4 separate regions of the Homo sapiens genome follow, and all the other regions are linked to region 1. Evidence: chromatin contacts called from ENCODE Hi-C or POLR2A ChIA-PET data. All regions are on one chromosome and are shown on one strand. The core of a region is the stretch at or near the end of the contact, and the rest is flanking DNA. Distances in the headings are between cores, read along the strand shown. Region 1 overlaps CAMK1D (calcium/calmodulin dependent protein kinase ID). Region 2 has its middle 68 kb from the start of CDC123. Region 3 overlaps CDC123 (cell division cycle 123). Region 4 overlaps CAMK1D (calcium/calmodulin dependent protein kinase ID).

Region 1 (2,700 bases), core at 101-2,600:
GAATACTCCCACCTGGTCTGATTTCAAGCTCCCCATGGTTTAACAACCTACTTGCAAAATTCCTGACTTAGACTTTTAGGAGTCGCTGGAAGGTGGCTGTGGCATACCACTGAAGGAAGCAGAGGTCAGGAGTCTGGGTTTGAGTCCCAGCTCTGCCAGTGAAGAACTATGGAATCTTGGTTTTATCCTCTCTGATTCTTTTTTTTTTTTTGAGGTGGAGTCTCACTGTCACCCAGGCTGGAGTTCAGTGGTGCGATCTTGACTCTCTGGAACCTCTGCCTCCCAGGTTCAAGCGATTCTCCTGCCTCAGCCTCCTAAGTAGCTGGGATTATAGGTATACACCACCACGCCAGGCTAATTTTGTATGTTCAATAGAGACAGGGTTTCACCATGTTGGCCGGGCTGGTCTTGAATTCCTGACCTCAAATGATCCACCCACCTTAGCCTCCCAAAGTTCTGGGATTACAGGTGTGAGCCACCAAGCCGGCCTATCCTCTCTGAGTCCTGATGACCTTGTTTGTCAAATGGGGATAATGACACCTGCTTACGTTATGGACTTTTTATAGATCCCAAATGAGATAAGAATGTGTGCTGCTTGGTATATATTATAGTAAAGACCTCACATTAATCCATACAGGAGCAATTATGATGTTGCAAAGGTTATAGCTTTTTTTGTTTTTGTTTTTGTTTTGATACAGTGTCTCGCTCTGTCGCCCAGGCTGGAGTGCAGTGGCGCAATCTCGGCTCACTGCAAGCTCCGCCTCCCAGGTTCACGCCATTCTCCTGCCTCAGCCTCCCGAGTAGCTGGGACTACAGGCGCTTGCCACCATGCCCGGCTAATTTTTTGTATTTTTAGTAGAGACAGGGTTTCACCGTGTTAGCCAGGATGGTCTCGATCTGCTGACCTCGTGATCTGCCTGCCTCGGCCTCCCAAAGTGCTGGGATTACAGGTGTAAGCCACCACGCCCGGCCTAAAGATTATAGCTTTAAAAATGTTTCCTTCTGTGCTGGCTGGGGTGGCTCACGCCTGTAATCCCAGCACTTTGGGAGGCTGAGGTGGACCAATCAGTTGAAGTCAGGAGTTCGAGACCAGTCTGGCCAACATGGTGAAACCCTGCCTCTACTAAAAAATACAAAAAAATTAGCTGGGCGTGGTGGCACATGCCTGTAATCCCAGCTACTCGGGAGGCTGAGGTGGGAGAATCCCTGGAACCTGGGAGCCGGAGGCTGCAGTGAGCAGAGATCGCACCAATGCACTCCAGTCTGGGTGACAGAATGAGACTCCGTCTCAAAAAAACACGTTTCCTTCTCCTCAGTGTCAGTGTCACATTCACCTCTTGAAACATAGCTGTTATCTTTTGGGCAGGCTTCCTGTAGAAGTTGGGTCATATGTTGATCTTGAATCTGAAAGTTACCAACACAAACCCCAAAGTTTCATAGTCTGTTTTCTTTGGCTCTATTTCAGTGTTGTTGTATTGTTTTCATTTTCGGTTTTTAAGTGATGGTACCCTAAGAAGAACTTAAAATTAGAACAGCAACATGCCATCCTTGTAGAGAATTTGAAAAATTTGGAAGAATATAAAGAAGACAGTAAGAATCAGTTGTTGGGCTGGGCTCAGTGGCTCACACCTGTAATCCTAGCACTTTGGCAGGCCAAGGTGGGTGAATCACTTGAGGACAGGAGTTTGAGACGAGCCTGGCCAACATAGTGAAACCCCATGTCTACTAAAAATAAAAAAAAAAATTAGCCAGGCCTGGTAGCGCATGCCTGTAATCCTGGCTACTCGGGAGGCTGAGGCAGGAGAATCGCTTGAACCTAGGAGGTGGGGGTTGCAGTGAGCTGAGATTGCGTGACTGCACTCCAGCCTGGGTGACACAGCGAGACTATGTCTTAAAAAAAAAAAGAAGAGTCAATCATTGGCTGGATGGATCCTGGGCAGTCAGTCATTCTGCGGGGTGGGTGGCAGATCTAGGGAGAGACCCCAGAGATTAGTGGTGGAGCTGGACCTGTGGAGGTGGGGCTGTGGATCTAGACTCACTGGAGGTATTTCAGTATTTTACTAGGTGGTGTGCCTGAGTCACTGTGCATTGGCTGTGGATATAGGGGCGGCTTTATCCCCTATAAGATAGAGTCTTCGTGAGCACAGTGGGTGTCAGACTTGAAGTTTGTCAGTAATTCGTGTAGCTTGGCAGTGATGGTGGTGATGGCCTTGCTTGGCTTATTCTCATGGTCCCCATCTCTATCCTCATGACCACTTCTAAACACATCCCCAGAATCAGCAGCGGGACAGATCCTGTCGCCAAGATGAGACCTGACGCCACAGACTTCCAGAGAGCTAATTATACTTGTGAGAAAAAGGGGATAAAAAATATTCATATCCAAGTGTGGCTGACTCTCCCTGCTTAGAGTAAGACACAGGAAGCCAGCTTCTTAGTTGCTTCATGACATAAAATAAACACTGTTACATGCACAGTCCTGCTTTCTGCTAAGCTGCAGATGCCCTAAACCTTGAAGCCAACCCCTCTTCAGAACACAGTCTTTGGAAATTCTTGAGGTTAGATCAGTGGTCCTCAATCTTTTTGGCACCAGGGATCAGTTTCGTGGAAGACAATTTTTCCATGGACGAGGGGTGGGGGGATGGTTTCAGGATGATTCAAGCATATTACATTTATTGTGTACTTTATTCCTATTATTATTAC
Region 2 (2,700 bases), core at 79-2,578, 100 kb before region 1:
GCTGGGACCAAAGAGGTACACCACGACATCTGGCTAATTTTTGTATTTTTAGTAGAAATGGGGTTTCACCATATTGGCCAGGCTGGTCTCCAACTCCTGACCTCAAGTGATCAGCCATCTTGGCCTCCCAAAGTGCTGGGGTTACAGGCATAAGCCACTGTGCCCGTACATAATTCTCATTTTAAAAAACTTTTTATTTTTTATTTTTGCAGAACTGTCAAACTCCTTCCTCAAATTTTCTTCCTATTTTATGATTGCTGACTTTGGGGTGGGGGAAGTCGCAGTGAATATTTATTAACTGTTAGATCCAATGGAACATGTGTCATGGACTCTTTTTCAACTAAGAAGTGGAAGCTGAAGCTGTCTTTCTTTTTTGATTTTAAAATTTCACCTTTATGTTAGATTGGGAAGTACATGTGCAGGTTTGTGACAAGGGTATATTGCGGGATGCTGAGGTTTAGGGTGTGACTGAAGCCCTCATCCAGGTCGTGAGCACAGTAACCAACAGGTCGTTTTTCACGCCTTCCCCTCTCCCTCCCTCTCCCCTCTGGGAGTCCCCAGTGTCTTGTTCCCCTCCTTCCGCCCATGTGTACCCTATGTTTGGCTGCCACTTAATAAGTGAGAATATGCGGTATTTGGTTTTCCGTTTCTGCGTTAATTTGTTGAGCATAATGCTGTTTTCTTTTTTTTCTTTTAGACAGAGTTTCGCTCTTGTTGCCCAGGCTGAGTGCAGTGGTGCCATCTCAGTTCACTGCAACCTCCACCTCCCGGGTTCAAGCGATTCTCCTGCCTTAGCCTCCCGAGTAGCTGGGATTACAGGCGTGTGCCACCACGCCTGGCTAATTTTTGTATTTTTAGTTGAGATGGGGTTTCATCATATTGGTCAGGCTGGTCTCGAACTCCTGACCTCAGGTGATCCACCTGCCTCGGCCTCCCAAAGTGCTGGGATTACAGGCGTGAGCCACCGCGCCTGGCCATGCTGTTTTCTTAAACTAATCAAAAATAGTCTAAATACTGTACTTCACAGAATTTGTAAGGCTGGAAGAATCGGCCTGTGGCTGCTTCCAGCCTGGGAAAGGGATGGGCCACAAGATGGCGCCGCGCGTGCGGCGGTGAAGGCCGAGGCCGCCAGTGCCAGGTGGATGCCCGCCCTCCCCCAGGCCCTCAGGCCACGAGCAGGGGCGGGGGCACGGCTCACGATGTCATTTACACCGAGACAAAAGCCTAAATTGCTCCCTGTGCTTTCAGTGACCTAGGCCTTCCTCTCGTATTCTCTTTCTCTCGTATTCTCAAGTGTTTCTAGAAATGTGCTCTGGAGACATCCCCAAGCCAGTAGCTCCTCCCTCATTCTGAGAAGGCGGTTTAGTGCAGCTGGTCTCTGAAGGCATTGGGTGTTTTCCCCTCAGCTCCCGAGGGACAGCGTGGGAGGGTGGTGCTCTGGGCCTTCTCTCTACCATGCTTTGTTGTTGTTGATTTGTTTAAGCGCCAAACACTGAGTTTCCTTAATGTACCTGTGGGAAGATCAGTGGCAGAACTAGCAGAGGCTGTGTCCGGGCGCGGTGGCTCGCGCCTGTAATCCCAGCTACTGGGGAGGCTGAGGCAGGAGAATCGCTTGAGCCTGGGAGGTGGAGGTTGCAGTGAGCCGAGATCACACCACTACACTCCAGCATGGGTGACAGAGCGAGACTCCATCTCAAAAAAAAAAAAAAAAAAAAAAAAAAAAAAAAAAAGAACTAGCAACAAGCAAAGGCTGTGTTGCTTATGATACTTATTCCTGACAAAGGAAGGATGAACCTGAACTCTTAAATCTAAGGTGTTACCGGAAAGGGGTCCCGATCTAGACCCCAAGAGACCCTCGCACAAGAAGGAATTCAGGGCGAGTCCATAGAGTAAAGTGAAAGGAAGTTTATTAAGAAAGTAGAGAAATAAAAGAATGGCTACTCCATAGATAGAGTAGCGCAGGGGGCTGCTGGTTGTCCATTTTTATGGTTATTTCTGGATGATACGCTAAACAAGCGGTGGATTATTCATGCCTCCCCTTTTTAGACCATACAGGGTAATTCCTGATGTGGCCTTGGCATTTGTAAACTGTCATAGCGCTGGTGGGAGTGTAGCAGTGAGGACCACCAGAGGACACTGTCCTCGCCATGTTGGTTTTGGCCACTGTTTTACTGCAACCTGTTTTATCAGCAAGGTCTTTATGACCTGTGTTTTGTGCGGATCTCCTATCTTATCCTGTGACTTAGAATGCCTTAACCATCTGGGAATGCAGCCCAGTAGGTCTCAGCCTTATTTTACCCAGCTCCTGTTTAAGATGGAGTTGCTCTGGTTCAAACGCCTCTGACAAAGGGACAGTCATTTCACCTCACACATGAAAGCAAACCTAAAATTTTCTCTATTGGAAGTTCAATCTTGGCTAAGGGCATGATTTAGAAATCAAAGGAGTCTGACCTTCACGTGGTTTTGAACACTTGTGGAAAGGTAGCTGTGGGAAGGGACGTAGCCTTTGTAATGCAAGAGGAGAGAATGGGGTGTGGGGCGTGTGGCCCAGAAATGACACAGAACTCTGACAGCACTGCCCGGTTGCCATGTAGCTAGGTAAATATTTGCAAAGCACCTACTGCTTCTCCGGACTCGGGGCAAGTGTCTACTGGGCATGAAACCATCTCCGTGGGGAAGTGAGCCTTACCCAGTTCTTAT
Region 3 (2,700 bases), core at 64-2,563, 120 kb before region 1:
CTCAGAGCTTGCCTTTACAATATAGGGTTACACTCTTCAGGGTTTTTGGGGTTTCGTAGAGAAATGATGTTTCAGTATAATTTCTACTTCTATTTTTCTTAGTAAGTGAGGATGAAGTTTATCTTTTCATATATTTAAGGGTCGTTTCTGTGAACCATTGCTTCATGTCTTTTTCACTTTTTTCTATTGTCTCATTTTCCTCAAAATAGAGGCACTGTTTATGTATTACAGAGATTAGGCCTTTGTCATTAGTCTTTTCCTGTGAACGAGATCACATAGATTATTTGTTTCTTTTCTGGCTTTTGAATTTCAGCCATCATTTTAAAAAATACTTCCCCATGGTTTTTGTCCAGTTCTTTTGTAACTTCTTGTTCTCCATTTCAATATTGGATGTTTGGCTTTTGTTCCTTTGCGTGTTTGGTATGCGATATGGATCCCCCTTAGTCTTTTTGTCTAGCATCAATATATTTATTTTATACTGTCCTTCAGATTGATGATGATTTCCAGAGTTCTTGGGGCTTTAATGCCTGTTGCGTTTACAGACTCTCATCCGGGTTGGTTGTTTCTTTTTTGTTTTGTAAATCAGTTTATTTATTTACTTTGAGTTCATCTTCAGTGAGCTTGTTCTTTTTGTTTGTTCTTTTGTTTGTGAGAATCCCAAAGATCCAAAATTTTGGGTTTTTCATTTGCTTCTACCATGTTCCTCAAAACTCATTCAGAGAAGAACAGTCATTGTGTCCTGCCCTGTCATTAGAACTGTCTCCTCACACTCCCTTTCCTGAGACTGTCGCCTTCTGGAGTTTGTGTCTGAGTTCTGATTCCCTTCCTGTGGCCAGGCTGCTAGGAGACCCTCCCACGGGTTCCCACAGCACTAGAGTTGATAGGCTTAGTTCTGTTCTTCGGGTTCTTGTTTCTGGCCCCGGGGGATTTCCCGGTCTTTCTCATAATCTCAATTACACTTTTAAACGGCTTGTCGTAGCATGTGTTTCATCCTGTTTGGAACAGCAAGCCTTGAGAGTTACATAGCTGGCTGTATTTCAGGAGCCCTCACATATCTCACACTCCAGCCAAAATAACCTATTCCCGCAACAGGCGGTCGTGGCGTGGCCTCTGTACGTGAGAGCCGTCGTTCTTGTTAAGTGGTCCGCTTTTCCTGCCAACACCACCCTCCTCCCAGGGCATCTCTGTTATCCCTCAGGTGCCCAGGTCCTTTGGGAAGCATTTCCAGCCTTCCCTCGCACATGTAGGCAGGCTCTCCTGTGTGCCTCTCCGCTCTCACAGTTCCCTGTTCTTGCCTCTCTTGAAGCAAAATACCCTGCACATTGCCATTGTTGGATGGCTTTTGGTTCTGTTTTGGGGAAGTGGAGATGTGTGTTCTGCTCAAGCCTGAGCTCTTGGAAGGAGTCGATTTTGTGTTACGATCTTCATGCCCAGTGCCTAACACAGTGTCTGGTCCCTAGAGCTTGATCGGGGCAGGGAGACAGTCAGCTGGTACAAGGACAGTTAGTCCGACTGCTCTTTGCTTATTGGATTGCCTCAAAGCAGAATTAACTTCTCAGGCTGTTTGTGCTTGAGATGTCACATGAAAACATGTTATGGCCGGGCGTGGTGGCTCACACCTGTAATCTCAGCACTTTAGGAGGCTGAGGCAGGCAGGTCACCTGAGATCAGGAGCTCAAGACCAGCCTGGCCAACATGGTGAAACCCCGTCTCTACTAAAAATACAAAAGTTAGTCAGGCACAGTGGCAGGCGCCTGTAATCCCAGCTACTTGGGAGGCTGAGGCAGGAGAACCACTTGAGCCCAGGAGGAGGAGGTTGCAATGAGCTGAGATCGCGCGACTGTACTCCAGCCTGGGCAACAGGGCGAGACTCTGTCTCAAAAAAAAAAAGTTATAAAATCCTGATCCTGATCCTCCTAGTTTATAGAAGTTACAGCTGGGTTTTTTTTAATTTACTTAAACTCTTTTTTTTTGTACTAGAGGATAGCTTCTGAGCTACAGAGTACACTACCAATTAACAGTGGTGGTTTGTTTTCATTTAAAAATGTGTTTTGGGCTGGGTACAGTGGCTCACGCCTGTAATCTCAGCACTTTGGGAGGCCTAGGCGGGCAGATCACCTGAGTTTAAGAATTGGAGACCAGCCTGACCAACATGGTGACACCCCATCTCTACCAAAAATAGAAAATTAGCCAGGCGTGGTGGTGCATACCTGTAGTCCCAGCTACTTAGGAGGTGGAGGCAGGAGAATTGCATGAACCCAGGAAGGGGAAGTTGCAGTGAGCCGAGATCTCACCATTGCACTCCTGCCTGGGCAACAAGAGTGAAAAAAAAAAAAGGAAAAAATGTGGTTTGGTTTTTTGCATTGTGGCATATTCCTATATTAAAAGTGTGATTGTTTAAAAAAAAATGAGTTAGTTTTACTGACTATAAAAAGCCAAGTAGAGGCTGGGCACAGAGGGTCACGCCTGTAATCCCAACACTTTGGGAGGCTGAGGCAGGCAGATCACGAGGTCAGGAGATCGAGACCATCCTGACACAGTGAAACCCTGTCTCTACTAAAAATACAAAAAATTAGCTGGGCGTGATGGCGGACGCCTGTAGTCCCAGCTACTTGGGAGGCTGAGGCAGGAGAATCACTTGAACTCGGGAGGCGGAGGTTGTAGTGAGCAGAGATCGCACCACTGCACTCCAGCCTGAGT
Region 4 (2,700 bases), core at 120-2,619, 120 kb after region 1:
GTGAGGTTGGTGCCCGCAGCCACAATCCTGGACTCGTAGAAGGCAGGCTTGGGTGGCGTTCCAAATGCTTCACTGCGCGCATCCAAGTGTCTGTCACCCATGAGCTTTGCAATAAGGAAGACATAAATATGCACCAGCTGGGCTCTGAGCTCCGGCTCAGCCTCCTCCCTGCTTTCAGCTTCCCACCGGGCATTGCAATCCCTGCTTCCGGCCCCGCCTGCTCTGCGGCTGGCAACACCAAGTCGCCATCTCTCTTCGTGTTTCACCTCCAGATACAGGAAAACGCGTGAACTCTGTGTTTGGAGGGAGGAGGGCCAATTACAGGAGATCCTGGGCTAAAACAGGAAGAAGAAACATGATTAAGGACTTTAAACAGGGATCACACAATCGTTCTTCTGCCTCCTTCCCTGCAGGAAGGCAGAGATCGGAGATGGAGAGCTGTCATTATCCTCCTTAATTATAGGAGAGAGCAGAAGTTCTTGGAAACACCAGCCAAGTCAGGGAGCCACTGGCAGCTGAGCTTACTTGTTCTTCCAAGATGGTGGAAGCCAGGCAGGGAAATAGCTGCGGGGAGGGTGAGCTCATTCACGGGGACCACTCAGCAGTGGAAGCGATGACGTCCCCTGGCCTCAGATGTGGAAAGTGTCTTCCAGGGGGCAGCTCGTGGAGGAGAGCCTAGCTTGTGGCTCTCTTGAGATGTTCTCCAGGTTTCTAACATGTGGCATGTGACTCCAGTGGAGAGGCCACTCTGCAGCTGCTCCTGTGGGCACAGTGACTCTGGGGGGGAGGGGGTGGGGCTGGGCTGGGCGTGTCATGGGAGGGCAGGTGTGATGACCAGGAAGCAGGGGTACCTCATGGTGTGCCCCGCAGAAATCTCTGCCCTTACTGGCTTCTTCCCTTCTCCTCCTACCCCAGGCCTTTTCTGTAATGTCACCGATTACCATCTGGTGTGGAAAGATTTGCTTTTCAGATTGGTGTGCTGAGCACAGCCGGACAGAGAGGAGGCTTTCGGGAAGGAAAGTCGCCTTCACGTCTTGCATGTTTTCACCGCTCCCCATACGGGTATTTCTAAGCAAGAATGCACACGGGCCTGAAATAGAATGCATTAGTAAGTGTAACCGAGAGGCGAAGTGTATTTTTAGCGAACATGGCTAAGGCAGATTATTACAGCGAGTGAGTGAGACCGAGCTAGGGGAGGAGGAGCTCCTGGGGTAGAGAGACGTGGCTGCCTCTCGGCTGTCCCTGGGGAGCAGAAGGACTGTGGCCAGTGGTGGCTCCTGGGATGGTCAGAGCTTCCTGGGGATTCTTTCTGGTTGTGGAGCTCCTCGTGCCCCCTGTCGTGGGGGAGGGAGTAGAAACAGGCAGCACAATGGTGGTGAAGCTTGGGCCCCAGGTTCAGTGGCGAGGTGGCCCCAGCTGCAAATGTGTCTGCTGCCACCTGCCTGTCCCAGGTGGAGGAGAGGGGAGGGCTGGTCACAGGGAGCCGGTGGGTCTGCAGGCTGCAGAGGCACTGCTCGTTGGGCCTGTAGGTGCTTTGGGAGTCCTGGAAGGGAGGGTGGGGCTTCGATTGTGACTACCAGATTGTGGCGTCTCTGCCACACCGCTCAAAACTCTAATTCAGCTTCTTTATCTGCAAACAGGAAATGTTAACGTTTTCTCGAGGAGTCATGAGTTCAAACAGGGTCACCGATAAGGGAGGGTTGGAACTTTCAGAAGAAAATTGCTAAATATGCCAAGATGTCATATTATTTTTTTCCCAGCATATTAACTAGGGCTTAAGACCTGATAGCCCTGTGAGTATGCGTCTGTCTCTTGTAGCAGCGCTGTTCGCTTAACAGAGCCAAATTCAGCCCAGAGTGAGTCTTTGGTGTCCATCCCAGGCTCTGGCTACCATGTCACCCAGACGGCCTGATTTGAAGGCAGTTTCCTTCCCAGGGACCACGGCAGAGTGCCACAAGATTAGCAGAGAGTCTCGTCTCCAGCTTGTTGACGTACGCTACAGGTCTTGGGATTTGCCAGCATCTTATAATTTTGTACAATAAATGAAGCACCCATGCAGTGCACACACACACGTACACATGCTATTAATTCTATGAGTCTTGGGACTTGCCAGTCTCTTTTTTTTTTTTTGAGACAGAGTCTCGCTCTGTCACCCAGGCTGGAGTACAGTGGCACGATCCCAGCTCACTGCAAGCTCCGCCTCCCAGGTTCTGGCCATTCTCCTGCCTCAGCCTCTGGAGTAGCTGGGACTACAGGTGCCCACCACCACACCTGGCTAATTTTTTGTATTTTTAGTAGAGATGGGGTTTCACTGTGTTAGCCAGGATGGTCTTGATCTCCTGACCTCGTGATCTGCCTGCCTCGGTCTCCCAAAGTGCTGGGACTACAGGCATGAGCCACTGCACCTGGCGGGGACTTGTCAGTCTCTTATAATTGCTTATGATAAATCATGCACCATGTACCCACGTGTGCATGTGTGCGCGTGCACACACACACACACACACACGTACAGACACTATTAGTTCTGTTTTTCTGGAGAACCCTAGTACAACTATCTGCTGAGTAAACTCCTTCTTTGTAGCCCAGCCAAAATGCCAGCTTCTCTGTTACAAGATTTTATAAAAAGGCAGCAATGAAGCAGAGCCGTGGAATTTGGGGTCTCTCTCAGTTTAATCTTTGTGTTACAGGCAGTGAGCCAGA

The links. A loop is a pair of places that touch in the nucleus more often than their neighbours do. ChIA-PET counts read pairs that join two places held with the same protein, here RNA polymerase II (POLR2A). Pooled maps may share reads with other maps.
Region 2: a loop to region 1 is called in a map with no recorded cell type, with 9 times the contacts of the local background. The contact joins two enhancer-like sites. A Hi-C loop is called at or near these places in 10 of 168 maps with a recorded cell type or tissue (B cell, CD14-positive monocyte, CD4-positive, alpha-beta T cell and 7 more), 20 of 37 single-sample maps with no recorded cell type and 18 of 50 pooled maps. POLR2A ChIA-PET finds 5 or more read pairs at or near these places in 8 of 52 experiments (A673, B cell, GM12878 and 5 more).
Region 3: a loop to region 1 is called in a pooled map, with 2.3 times the contacts of the local background. The contact joins two enhancer-like sites. A Hi-C loop is called at or near these places in 2 of 168 maps with a recorded cell type or tissue (B cell and transverse colon), 1 of 37 single-sample maps with no recorded cell type and 3 of 50 pooled maps. POLR2A ChIA-PET finds 5 or more read pairs at or near these places in 2 of 52 experiments (H1 and activated naive CD8-positive, alpha-beta T cell).
Region 4: a pooled map shows a loop between it and region 1 (8-fold over the local background). The contact joins two enhancer-like sites. A Hi-C loop is called at or near these places in 5 of 168 maps with a recorded cell type or tissue (B cell, Caco-2, GM12878 and 2 more), 11 of 37 single-sample maps with no recorded cell type and 8 of 50 pooled maps. POLR2A ChIA-PET finds 5 or more read pairs at or near these places in 4 of 52 experiments (CD4-positive, alpha-beta T cell, GM12878, Panc1 and 1 more).

The regions. Positions count from the first base shown.
Region 1 is chr10:12,364,766-12,367,465 of GRCh38, forward strand. All of the region lies in intron 1 of CAMK1D (calcium/calmodulin dependent protein kinase ID), which reads left to right. Among named protein-coding and RNA genes, the nearest start is that of CAMK1D, 17 kb to the left of the region's middle. Within about 2 kb of position 1,351, at least 4 of the 41 ENCODE cell types and tissues checked have a DNase peak (open chromatin) inside an H3K27ac peak, as active enhancers do; they include B cell and GM12878, where a contact is called at or near this core.
Region 2 is chr10:12,263,248-12,265,947 of GRCh38, forward strand. No RefSeq gene overlaps it. Among named protein-coding and RNA genes, the nearest start is that of CDC123, 68 kb to the left of the region's middle. RefSeq lists silencers at 443-492, 1,063-1,122 and enhancers at 930-1,468, 1,343-1,442. Within about 2 kb of position 1,329, at least 24 of the 41 ENCODE cell types and tissues checked have a DNase peak (open chromatin) inside an H3K27ac peak, as active enhancers do; they include B cell and GM12878, where a contact is called at or near this core.
Region 3 is chr10:12,241,063-12,243,762 of GRCh38, forward strand. The region is part of intron 10 of CDC123 (cell division cycle 123); the gene reads left to right. Among named protein-coding and RNA genes, the nearest start is that of CDC123, 46 kb to the left of the region's middle. Within about 2 kb of position 1,314, at least 15 of the 41 ENCODE cell types and tissues checked have a DNase peak (open chromatin) inside an H3K27ac peak, as active enhancers do; they include B cell, where a contact is called at or near this core.
Region 4 is chr10:12,484,047-12,486,746 of GRCh38, forward strand. The region is part of intron 1 of CAMK1D (calcium/calmodulin dependent protein kinase ID); the gene reads left to right. Among named protein-coding and RNA genes, the nearest start is that of MIR4480, 93 kb to the right of the region's middle. RefSeq lists enhancers at 1,013-1,062, 1,113-1,372. Within about 2 kb of position 1,370, at least 16 of the 41 ENCODE cell types and tissues checked have a DNase peak (open chromatin) inside an H3K27ac peak, as active enhancers do; they include B cell and GM12878, where a contact is called at or near this core.